Linked DNA regions of Mus musculus: region 1 is linked to region 2. The links are chromatin loops, found by intact Hi-C in ENCODE. Cell type or tissue: heart. All regions are shown on one strand. Links, peaks and the distances in the headings refer to the core of each region. The heading gives the core; the rest is flanking DNA.

The links. Peaks named below come from ENCODE experiments on the same cell type or tissue, not always from the same donor. Only the 100,000 strongest peaks of a DNase experiment are listed, where the experiment ranks them.
Region 1: a loop joins it to region 2, with 2.4 times the contacts of the local background. A loop is called at or near these places in 2 of 42 quality-filtered maps.

The regions. Positions count from the first base shown.
Region 1 is chr4:119,416,112-119,430,698 of GRCm38, reverse strand. It overlaps Ppcs (phosphopantothenoylcysteine synthetase), which reads left to right and starts at 8,279. Exons shown (of 3, transcript NM_026494.4): 1 at 8,279-8,853; 2 at 9,016-9,119; 3 at 11,406-12,172. The coding sequence starts at 8,346. The coding sequence ends at 11,729. Zmynd12 (zinc finger, MYND domain containing 12) reads right to left here and starts at 8,015. Exons shown (of 8, transcript NM_001014900.2): 1 at 7,704-8,015. The coding sequence starts at 7,813. In heart, for the core only: a CTCF peak has its summit at 8,270 (motif pointing right); DNase peaks (open chromatin) are centred at 7,908 and 8,288; H3K4me3 peaks cover 2,451 bases; H3K27ac peaks cover 1,684 bases.
Region 2 is chr4:119,287,781-119,302,367 of GRCm38, reverse strand. It overlaps Ybx1 (Y box protein 1), which reads left to right and starts at 7,855. Exons shown (of 8, transcript NM_011732.2): 1 at 7,855-8,164; 2 at 8,563-8,626. The coding sequence starts at 8,005. It overlaps Ppih (peptidyl prolyl isomerase H), which reads left to right. Exons shown (of 10, transcript NM_028677.4): 10 at 2,185-2,358. In heart, for the core only: no CTCF peak of the experiment used is centred there; DNase peaks (open chromatin) are centred at 7,757 and 9,457; H3K4me3 peaks cover 3,539 bases; H3K27ac peaks cover 3,649 bases.

The DNA.
Region 1 (14,587 bases), core at 5,888-9,887, 130 kb before region 2:
GAGTTCCAGGACAGCAAGGGCTTGTCTTGGAAAACAAACAAGAAATTAAATTTTGACGATGTCTAACTCACCTAGTTTCACTTTGGTTCCTTTGATGTCAAATCTGAAACTACACGAATTTGCGATTAAGTTTCCTTCTAACTGTCCACAGTTTCATGGCTAACATCTATGTCTTTCGCATATGATTTTTTTTTTTTTTTGAATGAGGTGGAAGGTAAGGATCCAAGTCCATCTTATTCCACGTGGATGTCTGCTTGACTCAGCACCATTTGTTAAAGGACTATCTGTTCTCAGTGAACGCTTATGGGCCATCATAGCTTCTCACTCCTGTACCAACCTTAACACAGTAGGTAGCACTGTAGGGGCTGGAGACGTGGCTCATCAGTTAGGAGCACTGGGTTCAATTCCCAGCACCCACATGGCAGCTCACAACTAACTCCAGTTCCAGAGGATTCGTGACAGCAGACATGAATGTGGTACACACACATCTATGCATGAAAGAAAAATACCCATATGCATAAAGGAAAATAAATCTTTAATAAATTAGTTTAGCACAGTAGTAAGTTTTGAAATTTCCATATGAATTTTAGAGTCAGCCTGTCTAAGCTGGAATTTCAGATGGACTCAGTGGGACTGCTCTTCCAAAGGTCCTGAGTTCAAATCCTAGAAACCACATGGTGGCTCACAACCACCTGTTATGAGGTCTGACTCTCTCTTCTAGTGTGTCTGAAGATAGCAACAGTGTACTTATTAATAATAATAAATAAATCTTAAATAATAATAAAAGTATTTCAGTGTCTTTAATTTCTTTCAACACTGTTTTGCTAGGCAGTCTGTGCTGCAACTCTTAACTTATGGCTCCTCTGTGTGAACTTCCCACCACCCCTAGAAGGTTATAAAGGTCGGGCCTTCCTTCTGTCTGGGTTACTGGTCAGAGATACCCCTGGACTGTTTAAGGATTTGGTCCAAAGAAGAAGGCTGTCTTAAGGCCGCATCATACTTACATGTCTATATATCATATCATTTCTGTCTAGTGCTTTCTCTTCCACCCCAGGACCCTCTCAGTATATTATTTATTTAACTTATTTAAGGGAATTACACCGGTTTTCTTTTTGGACTGGCCACTGCTTCATCATCTTTTATGGTATTTCAGTAAGTCATGCACTTCCTTGACTAAGTTTTTCTCTAATATTTTATCCTGTTTTGAATAAGGTGACCTTCTTAATTTCACTTTTGGATTGCTCATTGCTAGTTTATAGGAGTTTAACTACTCCTCCATACCCTGCAGTATTGCTGTGTTCATGGCTTAGTTTTAATATAATTTTCTAAGTTCCTTATGCTTTCTATATTATAAGCCTGTTAGGATCCTCCAGGGGAAATCGATGTTTATTATAGGAGTTGGTTCATGTGATACTGAGCACACAGAGTTGCACGATGGGTGCTAGAGAGATGGCTCAACAGTTAAGAACAGTTACTGCTCTTCCTGAAGATACAGTTTGATTCCCCGAACCCATGCTGGGTGGCTCACAGCCCCCTGTAACCCCATGTGCAGAGGGATCTGATTCCTCTGTACTCTGTGGACACCTGTTCTCATGTGCACATAGCTCTATACACACACACACACACACACACACACACACACACACACACACACACACTTGAAAAAAAATAAATCTTAAAGACCTGTAATGTTTCCTGTGTTGGAGAACCAGAAAAGCCAGAGCAGTAATTCAACTGAGACAGAAGGCTGAGACTAGCAGTTAGGGAGGAAGGAGAGGATCTACTTGTTTTAAGTCGAGAGCCCAAAGGCCCCTGAACTAGCGAGCTGATAGCCAAGAACAGGAGAAGACAGATATCCCAGCACTTAAGAGAGCAAATTACCCCTGTGCCATGCTAGGTTTAGACCATCAGTGGAATGCAGGGTACCCACTCTCTGTGGTGAGAATGACCTTGACTCAGTCTCCCAGGACAAATGCTTTTCTCTCCCACAAACACACCCCAAAACAAGGTGTTACCAACTATCCGACATCCCTTACTTCAGTCAGGCTGGCATACAGTCAGCCATCACGATGAGGCCATAACATCTGTAAATGAGGTTGCGTTACTCTTTCCAAGCTTGGCTGGCTTTCACTCCATCGTCTTGTCTAACTGCGTCCTGACTAGAACCCCTGCCCCAGTATTGAAGAGTGGTGGAAGCAGCATCGTGGGCTCACAGGTCTCATGCATGGAGAAGCTCGCAGTCCTCCACAGTAAGTATGGTGTTAATTCTCTGCTGCTCTGGACTTTTAAAACACTTTTTATTGATTCTTTGTGAGTTTCCCATCATGCACCCCAGAGCCACTCATCTCCCTGTCCCCTCATATCCACTCTCTGCCCTTGCAGCATTCCCACAAAATAAAACGTATACACAAACAACAAAAACATAGAAAACATCTCGCGGAAGCTGTAGCATGTCACAGCGTGTCCCACACTATATCCCTCTGTCCACACATCTTCACTTGCAAATGTTCATTGCAATGAGTCATTGCTCTGGGTTCTGAGATCGAAGGCTTCTATGACACCATCAATACTGGATTCTCATCCAGACTCCTCCTGGTTATCCTTTTATTGCCCGGTGTCATGGATATCCTGCAGCTTTGGGACAGCAGGACTGGCCCTTTCATGAGTTCCAACCATTTGCAGATGATATAGATTTTGAGGTGAGCCAATTCAGAGCCCAGGATCTGGGCCTGGCTAATAGCTGAGCTGGCTCTCCCTTATCCAAACCACCAGGGCAAGCTCTCTGGCACTGCTCCAGCTATGCCACCCAAAGCTGCCACAGGAAGGTGGCAGGATCAGCTCTTCTGCTCTCATGCCCTCAGGGTGGGTTCAACAGCACCCACACCTCCAGAGCCAGCTGCTTGGGCTGCCTAGTCAGAGTGCAGGCCCCAGTCTCCCAAGTGCTGCAGCCTGTGAGGGGCTGGGCCAGCTCTCCTGCTCCCACAACCCGCGGGGCTGGCTCAACTGTGCCTTCACCAGCTCTGGATTTTTTTTGTGTGTGTTGTGTCATTTTTATTTAGTAAGTAACAGGAATTCCTCCCACCCCACCCCCTGCCAAGTTTAGTATGATGCTAGATTTCACCCAATGGTTTTTCTGCATCTAGTAAGACTGTGTGTGTGTTTTATTCTGCTAGTATGGTGTTTTATATTGACAGATATATGTATATTCAACCTATCTTGAACTCCTAAAATAAATCCCAATTGCCTATGATGTCGAATCCTTCATATTTGCTGACAGGTTTAGTTTGCTAAAATTTTGAGAACTTTTGCATCTGTATTCATTGGGGATACTATTCTGTAATTTTGTGATATTTTATTTGGTTTTATTCCTGGCACAATATGGGTCTTATAGAATATAGAATATTATGAGTTATTTGTTCCTCTTTTTAACAAATTAAAGAATCTGTGTTCATTTTCCTTTAAAGGTGAAAGAATACACCAGCCTGTGTTATCTGGCTTTGGTTTTCCATCACTTGTTATGGATCCAGTCGGACATTGCTTCTTATGTCTGTTTGGTGCTTCTTAGGGATGGGTCTGTTTTTCATCTGGGTTATCTGATTTCTTGATATACAGTGTTCAGAGTGTTCTCTTATAATTTCCCTTATTTCTGCAAGGCCGGCAATAATGGTATCAACTTCAGTTTTGATTTCAGTAATTTGAATCTTCTTTTTCTGGCCCCTCTAGGTAAAGTTCATTAGCTTTGTGATTTTTTTTTTTTTCAAGAAAGTGATGTTCACTTATCCTTTCTATAGTTTTTCCTACTCTCCTTTTTATTCCCCTCTGCTCCTTCTCCTAGCATGTCTGATCTAATGCAGAGCCATGCATGAATGGGTTAATGAATACATTTTTTTTGTTTGTTCTTTAGATGGAATACTAAGTTACTGATCTGAGGTCTTTTCTACTGTGTACATTAACAGCTGTAAATTCATAGGAACTACAAAATCAATGATACCCTATAAGTATGGGTATATGTTGTTGTTTCCTTTTCATTTATCTCAAAGCATTTTTCAGTCTCCCTTTGGCCCACTGGATTTTAAAGAGTGTTATTTTTGACCTGATTGTAAACTTACCAAACTTCCTTCTGTTACTGGTTATGATTTCATTGCACCATAACAGAACCTACCTTCTGTGATTTTATTCCTTCCATATTTATGACCTAACATTGCACTGGAGAAGATGCACGTTCTGTTATTAGGGTGTTCCACAGACTTGGTTGGACCTAGTTAATTTACAGAGTTGCCCTAGTCTTACACTTCCTTAAGGAATATCTGCCTAGTTGTTCTATTCACTCCTGGACGTGGGCTATTAAAGCTTCCCACTGCTGTTACTGCCTGGACCATTCCCTGCTTCGACCCTGTCAGTTCAGCTCTGTGTACTCTGAGGCTCTGGTTGAGGGTATGCAATCATTGGCTTTTGCATTTCTACTGCTAAGGAGACATTTTCACCTACGCATCTATTATACATTATACATATTTCAAAACAGGTAACTATAATCTAGGGGAAAGGTGGCCAGTGTGTTTCTGTTTTTCTTCCGGACAACAACTACTGTGTGTTTCCGGAGCTCCAAGGTCTCAGGTGCAATAACTCAAGCCTCTGGATGCAGCACAAAAGCAGCCATGGGAACTACATGGCTGCAGCCACCACTCTCTCTTCCTCCTCCTCCAGATAACAGGAACACAGCCAAGGATTTAATTTACAAACTATACTACTACCAGAGAAGCGATAGAAAGCATTTTAAGGATTTTGTTGTTTTGTTTAATGGTGGGGGTATCTTAGAGAATTACTGAAAACAGAGTAACAAAAACACTTCACTGGGATTCAGAAGCAGTCACATTCCACAGCAGAGGGACAGACAGGCTGAGTCACTGGGAACGGTGGAAAAGGTAATAAATAATGTATCCAACTTCCTGACCTTTGTTCCACTGACAGTAACTGACATAGCTTGCCTTTTTAAATAAACAGCTTTCTTCATACATTTCTGGGTGCCATCAATATTGAGCTGTCTCACCCATACATTCACCCCAGGCCAGGATATAAAGGAGGAGCTGGGAGCACAGTTAAGCTGTTTATGAGGCCGACATGTTTTATTCAAGCATCATCAGGGTTTATTAACCTCCATCTGGATGCCCTTATGCAAGGCATCCATTCTACCATCCACTAAAGCTTCTCTTTCTTCTTCCTTCCTTCCTTCTTCCTTTCATTTCCTCCCTCCCTTTCTCCTTCCTTCCCTTTCTTTCTGAAACTATTCACGCTGTAGCCCAGGCTTGCCTTGAACTATTAGCCCAGGCCATCCCTGAATTTACAGTGATCTTCCTGCCTTTGCCTCCCATGTGCTAGAATTGCAAGCATGAACCACCACACCCAGTTTCCTACTGCTTCTTATCATCAAATACCACTTGACATTTTCTCCCTGCTGGCCAGCGAAGGCCTTTAAGTTTGTATCACAAACATTCAATTAAAGGGAAAATATCACAAATTACTGTTATCTATATGCTATGATCTACTGTACTATAAACCAAGAGCTCTCTGATATACTACTAATGTTTCTATATGTACTTTCATAAAATTATCCTTCTTAACAATGTTTTATTCCAGGCCAGCAAGATTTCTTCCCAGCAAGTCTTATGATCTGGGCTCGAACCTGCATGCTGAAGCAGAGAACTGTAGAGGGAATCTTTTGTGCAATGTGTGAAATCTTCAATAAAAGGCTTTTGGCCTATGAGCTGAGGCAGGAAATAGGGAGGTAAAAGTTCTGATACAGATAGAGGATTTTTGGGATAGTCAGGAGCGAGAAGGAGATTCGCCCAGGAATGCTGATGGAGACAGAAGCATCAAACTGAAGAAGAGGTAACTTGCCATGTGGCACTCATAGGATGAATGAATAGGATTTTTGGGATACATGATGGTTGGGGAACAAAGCTAAAGATAATTCAGTCTGAGTCGCTATTTCTGGGAACAAAAAGGTGGTAAAGCCTGGGCTACAGAGAACTCACTCCTGAAAGCTGTCCTTTGATCTGTGCTCTCTCTCTCTCTCTCTCTCTCTCTCTCTCTCTCTCTCACACACACCAATACAATTAAATAAATAAATGTCCTGTTTTTAAAAGATCTATCACCTTGGAACATATTCACAATTCATAGTTTATACCATAAATATACAGAAGAAAATAGAAGAAATTCCACAAAAATGTCAGGCTGTTTTACTGAGCACTGGGATGCTGAACTCCAGCCCATGCTCACTTGCCAAGAATGAGGACGGCTGTATCACGTAGGACATGGAGGAAGGGCACCTGGAACAGTCTGAGAAGGGGAGGATCCTGTGATCTAACGAGAAGGCAGGGTCTGCCTTCCCCTGTCCCACACTGCTGCTGCCTGCCATCGTGACCCTCCCCTGTCCCACACTGCTGCTGCCTGCAGGAAGAAATGCATCTTACAAATACATATTATTTATGCAGTATAAATGCAGGTTGTGAGTTATTCACCGAATCCCTGTGTGGAAATCACTGGCTGGGACTCACGCAGCTTTCTTTCCCATTTAGGTTTCAGCCAAGGTCTTTCACTCTTTAACCAAACCAGTGCTGTATGGCTGGAACGGCCCACCCTTCTTCTGTGTCTTCACATAGCAAGCCCGTACTGGCCTCTCAATACTCAAATCTTATTTCAAAGAAACCTTTTTTAGATACTGCCCCAGTCACCATGTTACCCTCCTCAGAAGTCTCAGGGCTCAGGAGTGACAGAACTTAGCATGTAAAATGAAAAATAAGGCTTTAAAAAAACCACACACACACACAAGTCATTTGGCTATGAGTTAAGTTTGGAAGGTCAGTATCCTAGTTTTGTGAGGCCCAAAATAGAGTCTAGGGCAGGGGATGTGACTTAGTTGGTAGTTTGTCTAGTATGCACGGTGCCTTGAGTTCTCTCTCTAGTACTACACAAACCAGGCATGGCAACACATACTTGCAACTCCGGCCCTTGAGGGGTGTGGGTACGATGTTCAAAAGTTCAATTCTTAGCTTACATAGTGAGTTTGAGACCAACTACATGAAACTCTCTTATAAAAAAGGATGGGGATGGTGTTAATGCGAATACATTTAAACCCCTCGCATCTTGAATTACTACCTCTCCTACATTCAAACTCCCTTAGCTGTGCACTGGCCAATAGTCTTTCTTCTAGTCCTGAAGAACACGTCTTCCCTACTTAAGAACCCTACCTGTGCCTTTGTAGGGCAAGAACACCGGCTCTTTAGCTCCTTAACTTCAGACCAATCGTCTACTCTGAGAGAAGCTGTCTGCCCAATTTCTCCTCCCATTTCCTTTGACTTGCCATTTCTCCCTGAAATTATCATTTGTCTACTTCTCTGTCTTCAGAGTTCTCCTTGAGCTTTGAGAGGAGAGATCTACAGAAATGGCCCCATTATGTTCAGCACCAGGAAGGGTTTGCAACACAGTAACAGTAGGAGCCCCGCAAAACATCAGGCAAAAAACCCAGCAGAGCCGGAGAAGACGCAGAGGAAGCCACAGAAGTCTTAGACACGCGTCTTCAAGCCTGCTCTGGACTTGTGGGGTCCCTGGCAGGAAAGGCCACAAAGGACAGACACACGAGGCCAGACCCGTGTTGGGAGACAGGGAGGGAGCAGAGGCACCAGGCACCATGTTCCAGGGCCTACCAGTAATAAGTGACTGTACAGGCCGTGCACATCCGCTCGGCCGGGGCTTCGCACACCTCACAGGAGAGCCGGCGCCCCTTGGGCACCGCCAGCGGGTAGATCACGTTCATGGTGCGGCCGGCGGCGTCGGTCTCCAGGACGGTTGCCTGGCTAGCATCCGCAAGGCTGAGGTGTCACGTGACAACCACGGGCCAGCCCGGACGTCGGGATTTCAAGGGCAAGGGGGAGGGGCGGGACTGACTGCGACAATTGGGGAGGGGAGAGCACAAACTCTAAATCTCAAAGGTTAAATAGCCAGAACTTGACTGCCATGTAGCCCGAGCCTGGGGAGAACTATACGGTGGCCGGTATAGGTCAAAAACAACCATTTCGTTTTCCAAACTAGGAAATCCACAGGAAGCATAATTTTTCTGGATTTTCTAGATACGTTCTTCCTCTAGACGCTTCCCGACGGGCTTTCCCAGAACAGGCAAGCATTTCGAGCCTTAGCGAGATCAGGACCTACTGGCGGACATAGGAAAGGGAATGACCATAGTCACTATTTGCGGCTGCGCGCAGCCCAGGTATCCGGAAGGGGGCGTGGCGCCAGCGGCCCGGCGTGCCCGGGCGCTGTGGTTCTACCGTGGGGTGACTACAGTGCAGATGGCGGAAATGGACCTGGTGGCTGAGTTGCCGCGTCCTGCGGGTGCTGCGCGCTGGGCCGAGGTTATGGCTCGCTTTGCGGCCAGGCTGGGCGAGCAGGGCCGGCGGGTGGTGCTGATCACATCTGGAGGCACCAAGGTCCCCCTGGAAGCGCGAGCCGTGCGCTTTCTGGACAACTTCAGTAGCGGGCGACGCGGAGCCGCGTCGGCGGAGGTCTTCCTGGCTGCCGGCTATGGAGTCCTGTTCTTGTACCGAGCGCGCTCGGCCTTCCCCTATGCCCACCGCTTCCCGCCCCAGGCCTGGCTGTCAGCCCTTCGGCCTTCTGGCCCAGCCCAGTCGGGCAAGCTGAGTCTGGAGGCCGAAGAGAATGCGCTCCCGGGCTTTGCTGCAGCATTGCAGAGCTACCAAGAGGCAGCCGCTGCCGGCACCTTTCTGGCTGTAGAGTTTACCACTTTGGCGGATTATCTGCATCTGCTGCAGGCTGCTGCCCTGGCTCTCAGTCCATTAGGTGAATGTTCCAAGGAAATCCAAAGGTTTTCCTGGCTGTAGAGCCGTTCTCCCTAGCCTCTTTTCCCTATTGCTTGCTGCCTACCCCACAGCCAAGGAACCCGAGTTAAAGAAAAGATTCCATGCCCTTCCCCGATTTCTTATACTCCGTTTATCTTCACAGGCTCTTCTGCGATGTTTTACCTGGCCGCGGCAGTGTCAGATTTCTATATTCCTGTCTCCGAAATGCCTGAACACAAGATCCACTCATCTGGTGGCCCACTGCAGGTGATGGGCTCTTCTCTTCCAGAGATCTGACCCCCTCTAACCAATCTTGGGTTACTTTCCTCTTGATCTGGATGGCCTTTCAGCCTTCTGTATGAGCTAGGCACTGGGAATACAGAGATGAATAAGACACTGCCCTCAAGGATCTCACAGTCTAGCGAGGGCCTGGACACCAGCCATAATCACAGATCAGAATGATAAATGCTGTAGTGGAGGTATGTACAAAGTGCAGTCAGATCCCCGGGGTAGTGAGACGGGGGTGTCAGGGTGATGGAGATGACTCATCAAAAGATGGACAGAGGGCCTGATCAAGTGGGGAAGGTTATTCTAAGTGGAGTTACAAGTTGGAGTTTGCAACTGGGTAATGTTCTGTGAACCAAAGTGCTTTGGTAAGGCTGAAGAGGCATCTTGCCTCTTGGTATACACAACCTTTGTATTCCTTAAGACCCTTGAACTTTATCCTGTGGAGCCTGGAGACACAAAGGTGGAAGGAAAGACAAGACGTTGTTTGGATGCAGCAGCATCTTCCCTTTCATTGCAGCCCTCCAGGGACAGATGGGCTCTTCATTTCAAGGCTAGCCTGGTCTACCTAGTGAATTACAGGCCAGCCAGAGCTGCACAGTGAGAGAGTAAATAAATCTCAAAGTAAATAAATAAAAGTAAAAAGTTTTGTTTGTACAGAATATCCTAGTATTTTGGAACTAGGAAGCAGAGGGATAAGTGGGGGTTATTGTCCTTTCAGGAAGAAGAAGGGGAGGATAGTGTCACCTTAGTGTCACCGCTGAAAATTGAAGGTGATTTGGTGTCTTGGAACATGAGGGAAATCATAGACATTTGTTGGCTGATATAAGTAGTGTTTATTGATGAAATTGTCTGAGGGGCGCCTTGGGGATAGTTAAGTTACACATTTCAGAGTACCTACTGTGTGCCAAGTGTTATTGTGGAAGAGAAGTACACTGGCAGTTGCTGGCATTGCTTTCAGTCTGCAGGGGAATCCCTGATGCACACAGGTGGTAAATGCCAAGAAGAGAGATCAAGTGGGAGCTTGTGTGGGATTCCTGGCACACTTGCAGGCAGAACTCATACTCTTTAAAAATCCTGGGATCTCCAGTTTATCCTTTTTTTTTTCTTTCTACCTTAAAAATATCCAGAATGAACTAGGCAGTGGTGGCACACACATTTAATCCCAGCACTTGGGAGGCAGAGGCAGGCAGATTTCTGAGTTCGAGGTCAGCCTGGTCTACGGAGTGAGTTCCAGGACAGCCAGGGCTAAACAGAGAAACCCTGTCTCAAAAAAAAAAAACCAAAACCAAAAACAAAAAAATCCAGAACAACTTAGTATTCCCCTTTGGTTGTATAAGGTTTAGGAAACAGGGCAGGGACTTTAATCAAGTGAAGACCAAGTCAGTCATGTCTCAGTACTCTGTTGTGATTATTGTATTAATACTTTTAGTTAACAAATGAAAAAAAAAAAACCTCCAAGTACAAATCAAATCAGTAGCCACGCCCACCAGCACGACATTTTAGACTTGAGAGATTTAAAACCCAATATATTGGAATCCTGCCAAAGTAACTTTTTTTTTTCCCCTGAGACAGGGTTTCTCTGTAGCCCAGGCTGTCCTGGAACTCACTTTGTAGACCAGGCTGGCCTCGAACTCAGAAATCCGCCTGACTCTGCCTCCCAAATGCTGGGATTAAAGGTGTGCGCCATCACGCCCGGCTCAAAGTAACATTTTTATGAACAGATTATAGTTATCTTCAGATTTTCTTTAAAAAATAAAAGAGATGAGTATGATTAAAATACAATCTATAAAATCCTCAAAGACTTAAAAATATTTAAATGAGTTAAAAGGAAGTTCCAGGCTTGGTGGCAGCTCACACCTCTAACCCCAGCCCTCTGGAGACTGGCGGGAAGATCAGCATTTGAAGCCAACCTGGCCCATATACCAACCTCTAGGTTAGCCGGGGCTGCATAGTGAAACACTGTCTTTGAAAATAGTAAAATAAAGGGGAACGTTTGAGAAATTGTAATGAAAATGGCAGGCCAGGACTGGTTCAGAAAACATACTTTGCAGCAAAGTAGATGATGGGCTCTGAATTCAGGCTTCAATATGAACCTAAACGAATCTACAGAACCCAGTCTTTGGCATTTGGTGTGCTGCAAGAAGTTTCCAAACTGTAAGAAAGCCCACCTAACCTTAGTCAAAAGTCGGTCCTTGGTTGCTTGGATCCCTGGTAGGGACTGACCAGTGTTAACTAACTGAACTTGGCTTGCTTTTTCGGATACAGATAACAATGAAGATGGTGCCAAAGATGCTTTCCCCTCTGGTCAAAGACTGGGCTCCTAAAGCGTTTGTAGTTTCCTTTAAGCTGGAGACAGACCCGGACATCATAATCAGTCGGGCTCGGAATGCTTTGGAAGTTTACCAGCATCAGGTGGTGGTGGCCAACATCCTGGAGTCAATAAAGTCCTTTGTGATTATTGTAACCAAAGACTCGGAGACAGAGTTACTGCTGTCCGAGGAGGAGGTGGCAAAAGGCTTGGTGATAGAAGAGAAGATAGTAGATGACCTTCGGTCTCGACACACAGCTTTTATATGTGACAAAAACTGAAGGAAATGCTCCTCTAGGATCAAACACCAGAGCTCTTACCACTGATAGGAACTAAGATTGATCCTCTGTTAAGGATCAACACAGTGAAGAGATAGTAAACGCGGTGTGCAGGCAAGTGCCTGCTGGGACTTCAGTTCTGAGAGTGAAACACTGGACGCTCTCCTGGATCTGGAAAGTGAACAAGAGTTCACAAAGAGGACTGTGGGATTGCGTGGCCTGCAGAGCAGATGAGCCAGGAGCCGCTGCGTGTTGGCCTACTGTAAGGTCATGGTGCGTGAATGGTCATGCTCTGAAGAAGTGTTTATCAAGTGCCTACCATGTGCCAGGGCCTTTGTGAGCTGTGAGGGTCTGAAAGATGAATGAGCACGTCTCATTTGGGAACTGGATGTACAAAAATTTATGTGCAATAAAGTATGTGCCCACAAAGGGACACTTGGAAAGGGCGGGTTTCTGGTTTTTTGTTATTGTTTTTTTTTTCTTTTACAATTTAGTTATTTTATGTGTTTGAGTGTTTCTGCTTGCATGTATGTTTATACACCATGGGTCTGCGGTACCTTTGGAGGCTAGAAGAAGGAATCAGAGCCTCTGGAACTTGTGAGCCTCCATGTAGGTTCTGGGAATCAAACCTGGGTCTTTTAAGAAGAAAGACGTTTTTACTAAAACAGGAGTAATGCAGATAAGGTAGATCACAGACCTCCCTACATCTACTTTTTGCCTCTTGGCCTAGATTTATTCCATATTTAGGTAATACTTTTCAAATATTTTAAGGCTGTTCTTCGGATAGATAACCAGCCTTCCACTTGGACCCTGGCAGGAGTTAAATGATTGCTTCTGCCCTGAGGGAACTGTTACCCTGTGATAAAGTGTGGTGTTTAGATAGCCAGCTGGGCATTCTACTAGATTCATGAATGAGGCCCTTGACTTAATCTTAGTTTATGTATCTACAGTGTAGGGATAAAAATAGAGCATTGGTCTCATGTCTGGCACTTTACACTCAGTACGCTGGTGCAATTACCGTTTTTCTCAGAATCAGGCCAAAACATTTGATCACTGAGTCCCTGAGAAACTCACTATCCCTAAGAAGTTCTCACTATCCTGTTTTAGAGTACGAGTGAATACCTAGTGCAGAAAAATCTCCAGTAAGTGAGACGTAGGGTAGTCCTAAATACAGTTGTGTGTGTGTGTGTGTGTCTGTGGTGGTGGTGGGGGGGTGCTGTTATTATGTAGAAGTCAGTGTTCTACATAAATTTCAGTTAGGGACTAATGGTGAAATTCAGTAGTTGAGCACTTGGCTAGCATGTGCAGGCCTTGGGTCAAAACCTGGCTTACAGTACAACTGGCCATGGAGTTGGAAAGGTACCCTGACAGTACAGAGTTTCAGTTATGACATAAACAGAAGTGGCAAGCAAGATAAGTAGAAACAATGAAGTTTGGAATTGTGGCCTCCAGCACAAGACGGTTTATTGCTGCAGCCAGGAGTGAAACCATCTCTTGGAGCACACAGTTGTCATGAACTTTAGGTCTAGTTGGCAAAACTTCCAGAAAACAACAGGCTTCGCCACTGGAACAGTGCTGTAAAAGATGACTTTCCTCTCTACAGGCACAGCCTTGGGTGCTGACTCATCTGCTAGAACTAGGTGATTTTGATGATAATATTCATGAGAGCCCACTTAAGATCGTTTTATTAAAGCCCCAAACAATCTCTAACTTGTCTTATGGACTCACCAGAGACTTCTCCCTTCGGTTTATGGTCTGTTCTGAGAGCTTCAAAACACCCAGGTAGGAGTTCCAGGTGTGTGTGTGTTTGTGTGTTAGCAGGAGGAAATACTTGCAAAGGGAAACGAGGCGTTTATTTGCTCCAGCTCGGAGGACCAAGGAGCCTTACCTAAGGAGGTGATAATGAAACTGATCAGTGGGAGTGGGTGGAAATGGAGGTGAGCATTTTAGATCAGAGAGGGGAAACACTTTCAAGGCCAAGGAAGAAAACAGAAAATAGGGGACACTGTTGAGGTGATGGTCCCCCACATGATCCAGAAGGAAGGGCTGGCAGCTAGAATAAGATCAAGAAATGTAGGTGGCGTTTTAGATACCAGAAAAGCAGAAGCCTCCAGAAATCCAGCTTTGACAACGCACCTGGAGTCTCGAAAAAAGAACATCTGAAGATTTAAGTTGAGCCTGTGCTAAACTGTATCACTAAAGTACTTTGGGGCTGGAAGAAGACATGGCTACTGAACCAAGACTCATTCCCAGCACCCACGAGGCTCCCAAGGACTGTATCTAGTTCCAGGAGATCTGGTATCCTCTTTTGGCTTCCTTGGGCTCTAGCTGTGATGTACATTAACTTATCAATGTAAACCTACATGCACATAAATCTTTTTTTAAAAAAAATATTTATCTTGCATTCTATAAGAAGCCAAACAGAATTGTCAATTAGCTTAGTTAGGCTTTCTTAAGGGTTCTAGCCTTCGTGGTAATTCTGGTCAAGCTTGATTTAAATGATCTTAAGTGGGCTCTCATGAATATTATCATAAAGGTCACCTAGTTCTAGCAGATGAGTCAGCACCCAAGGCTGTGGCTGTAGAGAGGAAAGTCATCTTTTACAGCACTGTACCAATGGCGAAGCCTGTTGTTTTCTGGAAGTTTTGCCAACTAGACCTAAAGTTCATGTCAACTGTGTGCTCCAAGAGAGGTGGTAATTCATGTCACAAAAGTCCAGAAGTGTGGAAATTTACCTTAGGTACTCCAGGTGTGATGACAAATTCTGGCCCTAAATTGAGACCTGATATGCACAGTATCTTGCCTTTTTTCTTTTCTCTTTTCTATTCTCCTCCTCCTCCTCCTCCTCCTCCTCCTCCTCC
Region 2 (14,587 bases), core at 6,011-10,010:
CCCCTCAAGACAGAGTTTCTCTGCGTAGCCCTGGCTGTCCTGGAACTCACTTTGTAGACCAGGCTGGCCTCGAACTCAGAAATTCACCTGTCTCTGCCTCTGCCTCTGCCTCCCAAGTGCTGGCATTAAAGGCATGCGCCACCACTGTCCAGTTCTTTCTCGTACTACAATGTACTTGGAAGCCTCAGAAGAATTTGTTAGAGAGCTGATCTCTTACCCGTAATAGTGAGTGGCAAAGCTCAGCAAGGAGGATTACAGGGTGTGTCCTTTCATGGAGAATCCCAGCCTAGGAGGAAATGCCACTCTGGTGCTCCAGCAAGACTCACAGGCTTACTTTATCATGCAGCTGAAGCTGTATGCTATCACCCGACACTATAAACATAGCAAGTATAATAAAGACTGCAAAAAAAGAGACAAGCACCCTAGATACCTGCAAGGTGTGACCACATGTGTTTACCTGCCTGTTTGGCATGTGACACGATTCCCTGCAAAGAGGAGGAAACTGTCACATGACAGATGGAAGGTCTGGCTTCAGTCCAGAGGCAGGCTCCTACATTGTCTTTACATTCATGGCTCTTGCAAGAAGTACTGTTGAACCTTAAAAGAAAAGAGGGGACCTGTGTGTATTGGTGAGATTTCTAAACGAAGTGACTGTTGAGATCTAGTATGCTGTCAAACATGGCAGTCTGTTGAAGGGCTCAGAACTTAGTGTGGAGCCAAATAGCACACTGCTAATAGATACTTCTGCTGGGTAGAGACAGCAAAGACATTTTTTTTTAGTTAACATTGTCCGATTGCTGCTTGAATTTCCTACATTGAGCTTACATCTTCTGATAGAAACACGCATTATATGTCTATATGTATATATCCCAGTCTTTCCATTCCCTCCCGAAGCATACCTATAGTTAATTTCAGTTTAGAAACCCTGCCTATGTCCTTCCAGCTCGTCTGAGTTCAGCCTGGTCAGTGTTTTCCACCAGGTTCCCTCACAGCACTTAACAAAGTGTATCTATCACAAATATATGTCTGGTTTTCTGGGTTTGTCTTGACTGAAAGCACCTGAAGCAAGGACCATATTGAGAACACAGTGCCTGGTATCACAGACCTTTGTCCCTGCTGATTACAGTGCTGTTTACAGGGCACTTATACATTCTTACACACAATTTGAGGGTCCAGGATAAACTTTCTGAATCTACATTGTGATACCAGAAGTCACTGTCTCCTAGCAGGGTGTATGCCACATAAGAGGGCTGGTAAGAGAAAGACAGTGGTAGTACATGAGTAGACATGCCTTTCTCTTTGAGTACAGCTGTTCTAGAAGGCCATGTGCAGCAAGCCATCAAAGCCTGATGAGGACACAGTCCTTGAACTACGCAGAAAGCCCCAACACTGTTAACTCTGTGGCCTTAGTCATTAAGCCTCCTGGAACTCTTGTTGGTCCCTGTGCATGGAGATAGTACATGCGAGCCAGTGAGCAAGCTTATGCAGCAGGTAGTGCCGCTTACTGCCAAGCCTGATCCCTGAGTTGGCTCCCTGGGACCCACATGGTTAAGACAGCTGACTCATACAACCCATGACATGCATGCCCTCACATATAAGTAAATGTCATTTAAAAGTTAATGTTACTACACAGAGTAGGGAGAGGTGAATATTATATTCATCTTCACATGGTCCTGGGGATCCAAATGTCTAGTCTTTCTTTTTTTTTAAAGAATTATTTATTTAATGTTTATGAGTACATTGTAGCTGTCTTCAGACACACCAGAAGAGGGCATCAGATCCTATTACAGATGTGTATGAGCCACCATGTGGATGCTGGGAATTAAAGAGCAGTGAGTGCTCTTAACCACTGATCCATCTCTCCATCCCCCAAAGTCTAGTCTTTAGGGAAAAGATTTAAGAGTTCGGAGTGCGGGGCTGGTGAGATGGCTCAGTGGGTAAGAGCACCCGACTGCTCTTCCGAAGGTCCAGAGTTCAAATCCCAGCAACCACATGGTGGCTCACAACCATCCGTAACAAGATCTGACTCCCTCTTCTGGTGTGTCTGAAGACAGCTACTGTGTACTTACATATAATAATAAATAAATCAAAAAAGAAAAAGAGTTTGGAGTGCTTGTCCTGTGTAATACCCCTTTCCTGTTTTCTTCATCCCTCTCTCCTCACAGTCCTGTCTCTACCATTTAGGTCCTCTGCTGTTTTGGTGTGACATTCTCTCTCGAGTCTGACAAGCTGGACTGGCCTCTGTGTTTGCTTCCCTGTCTCCACAGTATGCGATCCAGGACCTGGAAGTATCACAAACGAGAACCAATCATCCTGTTTACATTTTGGACTGTAAATAAAGGAATTTTTTTTAATGCATGGGTTCTGTAGTTACTATTTGTATTGTTCATTTTTTAATAAGATTTATTTATATGAGTACACTATAGCTGTCTTCAGACACACATCAGATCCCATTACAGATGGTTGTGAGCCACCAGGTGGTTGCTGAGAATTGAACTCAGGATCTCTGGAAGAGCAGTCAGTGCTGAGCCATCTCTCCAGCCCTGTGTTGCTTATTTTTAAAGTCAAGAAAAGCCAAAGTTTATTCAAATAAGACAGTTTAAGTTTAAATGAAAAGCATCCAGAGCTGGCTGGTGACACAGACTTTTAATCCCAACACTAGGAGGCAGAGGCAGGCCTGTGAATCTGAGGCCCACCGAGGCTGCATAGTGAGTCCTTGTCTCAAAGAACAGAGAGAGAAAGCAGTAAACCTCTACGAGATCATTTCACAAGGAGAATGGGTAGGTAGAAGTGGAGGCTTTAGAGAAAAAGTAAGGAAACCCAAAGTAGCTGTGCCTGTCTGAGTGGACAGACCCAGCCAAACCTCCCGCACGAGAGTTGCTGTGTGCTTCTACGCAGCAGTAATGACAGTACTGTCACCTTGCTTCTGCTTCAACTAGGACTGGCTCTCTCAGGAGCCAGCATTTCGAAGGCCAAGTGCCTCCAGCTTTCAGGGTCCTCTTGAGTTCACACTCAGGGACATAGGTAGCAGTAGGTAGTCCAGGATATCCCAGCAGGTTAAGATTCATTAGCTGTGACCCGCCACTGCTCAAGGGAAGGAGACCATCTGGTGGAATATGTCTTGATCAAGTAGGAATCATAGGGTAGGAGAATCTTTGCCAGGTCCCCATGAAGGTTTTTATATGCATTGGTGTTTTGCCTGCATGTGTGAGAATATCCGATTCCCCGCCATGTGGTTGCTGGGAATTGAACCCAGGACCTCCCAAAGAGCAGCCAGTGCTCTTAACCACTGGACAATCTCTCCAACCCTGAGCCATGAAGGTCTCAAGGGAAGTTTATATTCTCTAAGATCCCAGTTTTCTCCTCAGTAAAACAAGTGTGTCCTATAGTTTCCTCGGGGCTGCTGAAAGACTCGGTGAGAAGGCATCACAGTAGCTGCATTATCTCGGCACTTTGGAGCCTGAAGCAAGGGGCAATGCAGTTCATGGACAGTCTGAGCTGTATCGTGAGACCCAGGGGAGAACAGAACGGGTCGGTGTGGTGACGCCTGTAATCTCAGCCCTTGGGAGGTGAAGGCAGGAGAATCAGGAACTCAAGACCCACCTTGGCTGTGTGTGACCTTGTCTCAAAATACATGCACACACAGAGGACAGATATAACATGCCTTGGAAATTATTTGGAAGGAATAATCCAACATGGAAAGATCCCCCTTATGAAGTAATGTCAGGATGAGAGAGCTACTCTGAACCTGTCGTGGTGGTGCATGCCTTTGAGGCAGATCTCTGTGACTTTCCACGAACAACCTCAATTCCTAGAAAGCCAGGGCTATGTAGCAAGACACTGTCTCAAAAGCACACATACAAAAAGAAAGCTGTATGATGAGACTTTCATGAGGTATTTATTGTACTCGTGTCTATATTTTGGAAGGATGGGGTCTGGGTCTGCTATGTAGCCATGAGTAGCTTGGAACTCACTACATAGACCAGGCTGGAGCTTCCTGCCTCTTCCTACTTGCCAGGATTACAGCCATGTGCCACCATGCCTCTCCTGTCTTTTTTCTTCCATCTCATGGTCAGAGATTACTCAACTATATAGGCAGATGAACCAGGTCAAATTCTAGAACAGAACCTGTCTTTAAAAAAAACAAAAACAAAAAATAAAAAAAAACAATGTATTTATTTTATGTATATGAATACACTGTAGCTAGCTATCTTCAGACACACCAGAAAATGGCATCAGATCCCATTAGAGGTGGTTGTGAGCCACCCTATGATTGCTGGGAACTGAACTCAGGAACTCAGGACCTCCGGAAGAGCACTCAGTGCTCTTAACTGCTGAGCCATCTCTCCAGCCCCAGAACCTGTCTTACAGGGCCCTTTCTTTGTACCAGGCTGGTGAAATACAAACAGGCAAGCAGGGCGTGGTGGTGCATGCCTTTAATCCCAGTACTCCAGAGGCAGAGGCAGGTGGATTTCTGAGTTCAAAGCCAGCCTGGTCTACAGAGTGAGTTCCAGGACAGCCAGGGCTACACAGAGAAACCCTGTCTCAAAACAAAACAAAACAAAACAAAACAACAACAAAAGAAATACAAAAAGGCCCTAAGTAACTTCCTGTAGCTATGTAAACAAGACTTCAGAGAGCATAAGAAATCCTCATGCTAAGCAGAGGGCTGTGAGTGACTGGACAAAGTAGAATTGTCATGAGATGGGAAAGATGGAACAGCTGTGCCAATCTGGTATTCTTGTGATGGGCTGTGCAGCTGAGCTCACTGACACCTGGTACAGCTGCCCTGCCAGTCTCCGCTGAAGCAGTAAGAAGAGTAAGATGTGGCCCATGCCTGTGACAGGAGACAGGCAGGTGGTCAAGGCAGGAAGTGTGGTCTGCTGCCTTTAGTTTTAGTGGGATTTTTGTTTAACTGCTGCGTCCTAACATCTGGAAAAACTAAGCATCTAATATCTAGTAGATATGTGTTACATGAACCAGATGTTCAGGTAGAATAGAAAACTTGGAACAGGTGGGGCTTTTCAGGGGCAGGGGTGATGGCTCACTCCTCCAATAACAGCTTCCTGGACAAGTATGATGGTGTCAGTTGAGCTCCCTAGAACCCATCTAAGAGCCAGATGTGTTTATAATCCCAGTGCATGAGCAGCAAGATGGGAAGCTGAAACAGAATTCAGGGAAGCGTGCCAGCCAGCTAACCTGAAATATGCAGCATGAGAGAAGCTGTCTCAGCATCAGGAAAGTGAGGACCGACATCTGGGACCCACACACAGAAACACAGGCACACCATATACACATGCACACCATATACACAAAAATACTAAAATTTTGAAGGCACCAGGCACTTGGGAAGCAGAGGCAAGTGTGTCTCTGAGTTTGAAGACAGCTGGTCTGCATAGTTCCAGGCCACCCAGAGCTACACAGTGAGACTCTTGTCTCAAAAAACCTACACCTTGGACTGTGATGAAAATGCTCATGTATTGATCGGGGTTAGGGAGGATGCCAGGGTGCGTCAGGGTGTGTTTCCAAAGCTGAGCCTGAGGAGAGGGGGACAAAGGAGAAGCTTTTTTGCAAAGGACATTCCTGGGATTTATTACCTTGCATTCCTTAAAAGCAAAAACCAGAATTGTGAGGAGATTCGCCTGGTGTTGGGGGAGGGCCTGTCCATCCTGGGGTGATTTTTTTGTTGTTTCTTTTTTTCTGAGATGATTTCTCTGTGTAGCCCTGGTTGTCCTGGCACTCTGTAGACCAGGTTGTCCTGGAACTAAGTGATCCACCTGCCTCTGCCTTCTGTATGCTGGGATTAAAGGTGCTTGCATCAGTGCATCCTAATGCTTCACCTTCAAAGCAAGAGGGCAGACAGATGAGGACATAGAACACTCCTAAGCAGCAAAGACAGATTGGACAGAATTGCTACTATCTCTCCACAGCAGTTAACGTTTATTCCTTTCAGCTGGGCATGGTGGCGCAGGCCTTTCATCCCAGCACTTGGGAGGCAGAGGCAGGCGGATTTCTGAGTTTAAGGCCAGCCTGGTCTACAGACTGAGTTCCAGGACAGCCAGGGCTGCACAGAGAAACCCTGTCTCGGAAAAAAAATTTTTTTTCTTTCCACATTTCTTGTATATGGTGTGCACACGCACATTCATGTGTGTGTGTGCGTGTGTGTGGACGCCCAAGGCTGATGTCCAGAATTGTTTCCCTTTGCTATTCCACCTTATTCATGGAGGCAGTCTCTCAATCAAACCCAAGGCTGGATGATAGTAGTATTGCAGGCGAGCTTGTTCTGGGGATCCAGGCTGAAATCCCAAGAGAGGGCTGCCATGCCCACTCAGCATTTATTCTGGGTATCTAAACTCCAGTCTTAACATCAGGACTGCAAGTGATCTAACCACAGAGCCACAGAGCCATCTCCACAGAGCCATCTCTCCAGCCCTGGTCTTGGTGGTGGTGGTGGTGGTGGGGGGGGGAATGAGACAGGGTTTCTCCTGGCTGTCCCTGAACTCACTTTGCAGACTAGCCTGGCCTCGAACTCAGAAATCCGCCTGCCTCTGCCTGCCAAGTGCTGGAATTAAAGGCGAGCGCCACCACAGCCCGTCGGATTTAGCGTTCTTTTTGTATTTCTAGTTCATGCTTTTATTTACTGGGAGCTAGGAGTATGCCACAGTGCTCGTGGGGAGGTCAAGCTACAGCTTACAGGAAGAGGCTATCTTTCTCTTTCCATTATGTGGAGCTGAAGGCAAGAACTCAGGTTTGGCCAAGTGCCTTTACACACAGAGCCATCTCAGGTCCTCTTGTTTCCCCCACTCCCATCCCTTCTCTCTCTGCAGCCCCTTCTCCAAGCAGCAGCCTTTTCTTTCTTTAACGATGCTACTCCTTACTTACACCGCGAAAGCTACACTGCTCACCGGTGATCAGGGGAAGAATCTCAGGTTAAAAACACCTCTGCCCACCTCTGATTCCTACTTCGATTGGTTTCCTTTATTTGCAGTCTCCGTGAGACCCTATCTTTTCTAGGCCTTTGCACAAACCTACCTTTGCCTGAAATGTCACCACCCAACTCTTCCTGCTCCCACTCCCCAAACGCTGTGCTCACCCAACCAAGAAGTGGTGGGCGTTTAAAATTCCACCATCAGAAAGCAGAAACTAACTGGCAAACTACTTCAATCCCCAGTCAATAGTAGATGCGTAATAAAGAATGAATGAAGGTAGGCGGAGGGCTTCAGAAAGAAGGCAGCGTGTGTTTTACAGTGTATAAAAACAAGGATAGCAATCCTTGTCTACAGTGCTTAGTTTATAAAGTCAAAAACCCTAACATCCAATAAATGTGAGGCGAAATTAAATCTGATTTGTGGCCAGTATGAAATACATTTCCTCGGACGCCGGGGGAAACGATCACCCCCGCCCTGAACACGCTGAGTCGTGGCAGCTCCAGCGCCTGCGTGGTCCCTCCAAGGTGACTGGATCACCAAAAGCCTGACCCATTAAGGAGGCCCCGGCGTTCACCCAGCCGTGGGAAGGAGCCCCTTCTAGGAGGCCGGAGTAGGCCCGGCGATCGCGGCCCACGTGCGCGACGAGCGCAGCCCCATCTGGGAACGTTCCCTCTGCGCGTCCTCCCGGTACTCTATGGTGCTCACGGCCGAGGCTCTCATTCTAGTTCCGGTCTCTATGGCGGCGGAGGCCTGAGAAGCTGTGGGTCGGGCGAATTAGTCGCTAAAGATACCAATGAGAGCGCAGGAGCCGCGGAGCGTGAGCCAATAGGCGCTAGAGACCCGGTCAGGTGGTGAGATGGACAACGATGCGGACCAATGGGGGAGGACGAGGGCGGGTCTATCGCGGGGCTTATCCCGCCCGTCCCGCCATTCTCGCTAGTTCGATCGGTAGCGGGAGCGGAGAGCGGACCCCAGAGAGCCCTGAGAGCCCCACCGCCGCCGCCGGCCTAGTCACCATCACACCCGGGAGGAGCCGCAGCCGTCGCCGCCGGCCCCAGTCACCATCACCGCAACCATGAGCAGCGAGGCCGAGACCCAGCAGCCGCCCGCCGCCCCCGCCGCCGCCCTCAGCGCCGCCGACACCAAGCCCGGCTCCACGGGCAGCGGCGCGGGTAGTGGCGGCCCGGGTGGCCTCACATCGGCGGCGCCCGCCGGCGGGGACAAGAAGGTCATCGGTGAGCGCCAGAAGGGACCGGGGATGGGGCCGCGGGCCGGACCGTTAGGCGACGCGGCCCGAGCCACGGACTACGCGGCCGCCCCTCCCCCCCGAGGCCCGCGGCGCGCGCACACCGGGATCCCGCCGCTGCTCCGGCCGCCGCCGCCCCTCCCCCGCGCCCACCCGCCCCGGGGCCTCGTGCTGGGGTCCCCGCCCCGCCGCCTACGCAGCCGGAGGAGCGCGGGCTGCTTCCCCGGCCCTCACGTGCTCGCCTCCCGGGCGCACACCCACCTCGGACCCGCGCTACCCGGCGCACCCACGTGTGCGGCGAGGGCGGCGGCCCGGGCCTGCGGCTAGATCCTGGACCGACTTCCAGGGCCAGCCGGTGATTGGACGTTGTTGTGCTTTGTTTTCCAGCAACGAAGGTTTTGGGAACAGTCAAATGGTTCAATGTAAGGAACGGATACGGTTTCATCAACAGGTGAGATGCCGGGGTGGAAAGCTCGCGTCCGCCTCCTGCATGGGCCAGAGCCACCGCGGGCATGACAGGGTGGGGGATTGGGACCCTGTGTTTCTTCCTTGGGTGACGGGATTAGCGGGTCTGTAGACTCGCTTTGTGTTGCTGTTAAGTACCGATCTTGAGCTAGCCTCAAAAAGCTTTGGCACAAAGCAGGTCAAGGCAGGCGCGTCGCATGAGCCATGCCTTAACAGTTACCTTGCATCAAACTGAGGCAACTCCAGGCTAAGCACGCTTTTAACCTTGACATCCCTTTCTGCTTTGAAATTGCTATGTAAGAATGTGACCCGCTAATTAACATACAGGTGATCTTTCACCTTGTTAACCTCTCGGGGAACGGGATTTGACATGTCAGTTGCCTGAGATGTTATCTGTACTGTAAGGTTATGTTGCCTTTGTTTAGACTACTCGAATATTCAGTCCATTTAGTACCTCGAGCACATTTTTCCTATAGACCTTCTGTAGCCAAAGAGGGCTCTTCTTATTTGTCCAAACGACGAGTAACGTATCTGAAAGGAAATGGTTCTTCCTCATTTTTTATTTCTCTTACTTCCTTGTCAGGGAATCATGCTGATCAAATCAATTTTTGTTATAGCTTGCTGGAGTGGCCATAAGTCCTTGGGAACTTAGCCTTCGTTGTATTTGGCTTAGAGTTGTAAACTATACCTTCATAGATCCAGAGAAGGGTTTGTAGACGGCGGTGGTAAGTGCAGGCGCTGCCTGCACTCTGGGCTCCCTTGTGAGCCCGGCATCTTTTTCAAGATGGCTGCCAAGGCTAGTGCAGTTGCATGGGTGTAGAGCCCCGCGAGTGCCAGCAGCAATCCTGGCCGTACAGCTGTGATACTTGGCGCCATTTCAGCATTTTCTCTTACATGCTCGCTTAGAAGGCGTTAAATAAGTAGATGGTGAAGAGAGCGCTACAGAGTGGCACAGTGCTCGTGAATGGGCAGCTATAGGCTTTTAAAATAACGGAGTGATGAAAAACATTCACTGATGAACCCCACACAGTCGTGGAAACACTCAAGCAAAAGCGATTACAATCACTTAATGGACTGTTCTCTACAGTTGCAATTAGAGGGAAACATTTTGTTTTTCCAGACTCTAGGATTTCTCCTGTCACGGGCAGTTTGCCTTTCTGACCATGTGTCCTGGGTTCCTTCCCCCCCCCCCCCCCCCCCGGGTTACTAGTGAGCAAAGAAAAAAAAATGTAAGGCTTTGGTGCTTGTGGGGTTGACGTCCTGGTGGCTTTTAAAGTGGTCCTTATTCCTGGTTGGGTTAAAATGTTCATCCTGATGGTCCCAGGTGATGCGGAGAATAGTCTGCTCTCACCTTCCAGAGGACAATTTTAACCCTCAGTCCATTATAACTAGCTAGCCCTCCTTAGCAGCCCTTCCAGTTAGGCAAATTGTGGTTTTTGTATGTGTTTAATACATTTTAATATTTGTCTGGGCTTGTCACATTTTTTTGAAGTAGTGTCTATCTAAGATGTGTATACCTCAGTTTTACATTGTACATTATGTAGGTTACAGCACTTACCATCAACTTTGTTGATCATCCTTCCGGACAAGTTAAATGTAAATTGGCTTTTGATGACTCTTTGTTAGACTGCCTTAACCTCAATTACTATTTAACTGCTTAAACTGTGCTTTGTTTCTAAGCAGGCCATTATGTTAATGCTGTGGTTTTTAAATGAGATACACTGTAAATTCTGGTTCCTGTGAGCTAAAGGTTTGTCCTAGTTAGGAAAAGTATAGGGTATGAAACAGTGGAAATAACTTGACTCCAGAGGTGGTCAACCTGTGTAAAATGGGAGATTCAGTTATTGCAATGCACTGAATTCTGGATTATATATTCTAGGTTCTTTAGCTATTTTATAAACTACGTGGAAGATTTCATTTCTGCCTTTAGAGAGAGGTTTGTTGACTGGTGAATTCTTACAACTTGGTCAGAAATCTTTGTCCTAAGGCTTTTCTTTTGTTTTTTTGGGGGGGGGGGATTGGAGGGGGTTGAGACAGGGTTTCTCTGTGTAGCCCTGGCTGTCCTGGACCTCACTCTCTAGACCAGGCTGGCCTTGAACTCAGAAATCCGCCTGCCTCTGCCTCCCGAGTGCTGGGATTAAAGGCGTGCACCACCACGCCTGGCCCCGGAACTCACTTTTTGTAGACCAGGCTGGCCTCGGAATTTAGAAATCTGCCTGCCTCTGCCTCCCAAGTGCTGGGATTAAAGGCGTGGGCCACCACTGCCCAGCAGGCTTTTATTTTCAAATGCTGGTTTTATTGTAAATTTTTCAAATAAAGGGACTGTGGATTTAACTCCTTTGACTTTAGTATAGAGTGTCTAGTGTTCCTAAAGCTCTGGGTTTGAGCCATAGCACTGCATTAAGAAAGCATGGTGATGCATGCATGTAATCCCGTGAGTCGTGCTCTGCTACTTGAGTGAGTTGAAAGACAGCCTGGGTAAGACACTGCCCTCACTGCCTTCATAACATTAAATGCCTGAGGTGGTGGTACATGCCTTTAATCCCTGCACTCAGGGAGACCCTGTTTCAAAAAACAACAAAAAGAACCATAGAGGCATTATAATCTAGGAATTTAAAAAAATCATTTGTTTTATCACTTTTGTATACTGTGTTGAGAAAAAAAAACATGTAACTTAATCTATTTGCATACCTTCTGCAAATAACGTTCAGTTTATTAGATGTAGAGAATGGTTCTTAATCCTGAAACACTTGATAGGAGAAAAGCATGAATCAAGAACATTTTTCAGCCGGGTGTGGTGGCGCATGCCTTTAATCCCAGCACTTGGGAGGCAGAGGCAGGCGGATTTCTGAGTTCGAGGCCAGCCTGGTCTACAGAGTGAGTTCCAGGACAGCCAGGGCTAGACAGAGAAACACTGTCTGCAAAAACCAAAAAAAAAAAAAAATCAATGGGATGTATGTATCTTATATGGTGGCAAAAGTCAGGGTTGGGATTGTGGCTCAGTGATGGGATTAGGCATTCAGAACACCACAGAGGTTCGGCTTGTCATCTCAGCCTTTACATAGAAATCCTTCCTTTTTTATCTTTTTCTTTGAACCAGTCTGTTACTTAAAAGGTTGCATGCATGTTTGTGTGTGAGGGCATATCTGTGCTATAAACACTTGTGTACAGGTCAGAAGACAGACTTGCGTCTGAATTTTACATGCTTTGTGGGGGCGTGGACTCTGTTGTCAGGCTTGCCCTGGAAGCATTTTCTCCAGGTGAAGCCATCTTCATTGGCCTATGTGCATAGCATAGACCTTTTCACCCATGGTCTAAAATAAAAGCTTTATGTCTTTAAAACTTAATACTATCAGTGTTAGTCTTCCTTTGGGGACCCTCCCTCTTGGGGTTTTACTGTATGTTAAGTAGTTACTGCAAATTAACAATTGTGTGAACAGTATTTATTCAAGGTTTGTTAAGTGATTAAGATTTTAAAACCTTGGAGACTTAAGTACTGTTCCATGGAAACACAAGTTTGAATGATTTGTCCTAAAACAGGAAGTAGTAGGAGCAGGATTTGAACTTACTCTTCTGGAGTATTTGTTCAACAACTGTTGTGTTGTACTCTGAAAATAGATCCTAGCCATTTTCAGTTTGGAGCTTGTCCACATGGTTAGGTAATTTCTTAGGGTGACTGACTATTCTTAGCTATTTAAAGACTTTGTACGTGACCTACACTGGAGTCTTTGTTTCTTGACACTAGTCCTCAGGTGTGACAGGTTGCCTACCTTTTATTGTATTCCAAAAGGCCGGGAGTTGCCATGAATTCTGGTTTAGTGTGCGCAAGTCAGTCAGCTTTGCGAAGTAAAAACTTGTTTACTGTCCCATGCTAAGAGTGAAATGCAGTTGAGGAATTAAAGGAGAAAATATTGGACCTCTTCCGACTTTTTGAGTTTTGAGGTAATAAGGAAATGTGTCTTTTCAGGGAGTTGGTGAGATTATAGATGTGTGCCACCAGACCTAGTGGTGTCACCTTGGTTGGATTTTTTTGGGGGGGGGGACTTAATTACTTTTGCACTGTGGCTATCTTCAGAAGAGGGCATCAGATCCCATTACAGATGGTTGTGAGCCACCATGTGGTTGCTGGGATTTGAACTCAGGACATCTGGAAGAGCAGTCAGTGCTCTTAACCACTGAGCCATCTCCATCCAGCCCATTGGTTGTTTGGGTTTTTGGTTTTTTTTTTTGTTTTTTGTTTTTTTTAAGATTTATTTATTTTTATTATATGTAAGTACACTGTAGCTGTCTTCAAACACTCCAGAAGAGGGGGTCAGATCTCATTACGGATGGTTGTGAGCCACCATGTGGTTGCTGGGATTTGAACTTCAGACCTTTGGAAGAGAAGTCTGGTGCTCTTACCAACTGAGCCATCTCACCAGCCCCCCCCCCCTTTTTTTTTAAAGATTTATTTATTTTTATTATATGTAAATGGGTTTTGGTTTTTGAGACAGGGTTTCTCTGTGTGCTTTACTGCTTAGCTGAAGATCCACTCTGGTGGGATGGGCTAGTGTCTTGATTTTCATGCTCTTTAGTCACCAACAGGACCAAAGGTGGCACATTAAACAATACAAGAAAGCCCACTTGGGCACGGCCATGAAGACCAACCCCTTAGAAGGTGCTTTTAAATGCCAACGCAATTTTGCGTCCAGCTCATCAAGAGCAGCAAGGAAATGACAGCTTTTGCCCAGTGATTGTTGGTTTGGCCCAAAGGATGATGCAGTGGCGGCGTTCCTAGAGTCCAGTTTAAGTGGCTAGTGCATCTCTCTTGCCCCTGTGAGAAAGCAAGATCAGAAGCATAAATAGTTATCGTAGTAATACATTTTTACATTCCAAAAAAATTTAGCTGAGTGTATATTATAATACTGGCAAAGCTTAAAGTACTTTGTTACAGTGTCCTTGGTAAAAGTGAATATTTTGTAGATTGGAAAGGTTTTGACCAAAATTTCTTGGGCTTTTAAAGTCATTCTGTTTCTATCTCAGAAGTCTCTTAACATGTATCTATTAAAATTGGTGTTGCACAAGAAGGCCTGAGGACTCCTTGACTGTGTAAGGAAGGGACTTGCAGAAGTTGACCGAATGCTGGGGCTCTCGGCTTGCACACAAGTGCATTAATTAATCATTTTAAGATGACTGAAGTCAACTTACATAGTCACTAACTTGGAACCAAATCCTTGAGTTGTTGTTCTTTCCCTCTTTTTGCCAGGTAGAATCATTTGCTCTTAAAATGTTGTAGAAAGAGCAGTGAGTTCCTTGTGTTCCTTACAGTGAGGCTCGCTGGCGTTAGATGTCCTTCAGGCTTGTCTGAACCCTACGGTCCTGTCTGAGAAATAAGTCTGCCTAGAAAACAAGTAAGGAATTAAGTGGGATTTGTGATTTTAGGGTAAGCTTCAAGGCTTGGAATTATAGTTCTAATAAGATGTGGGGCAATTTGTTGAGAATAATCTTCAACTTAAGTAGGTACTATTTAAGGCAGTAATGTGTGTAAAAAAGCACTTCCTAGGTTACTTGGTGTTTGTCAATTCCTGGCACCACCATGGATGGTTTGCTTTTAAGAACCTCGCTGGTAATTGTAGGGAGCTAGAGTTTGAATGATAGGCATCCACGAAAAGTTTGAGAGGTTTATTAGAACACTCAGCATATTTGCCTAGTATGTGGCACAGGCAGTAATAAAAGGGGGAAACTGCATTCAGTGCTGAGAACAAATTGCCACAGGTTGTATTTCAGTTCAGTGCTTGGTGAAGATGGTGGTAGGTAGGGATTAATGATGCCCCTTATGACCAAATTGTGAGGATTAAATGGTGTGTAGAGAACACCTAGTATAATGTTTACAACTTGATCTCTGTGTGTGCATCACATGTTTGCCTGGTGCCCACAGAGCCCTTAAAAGGGAATTGAATCTCCTGGA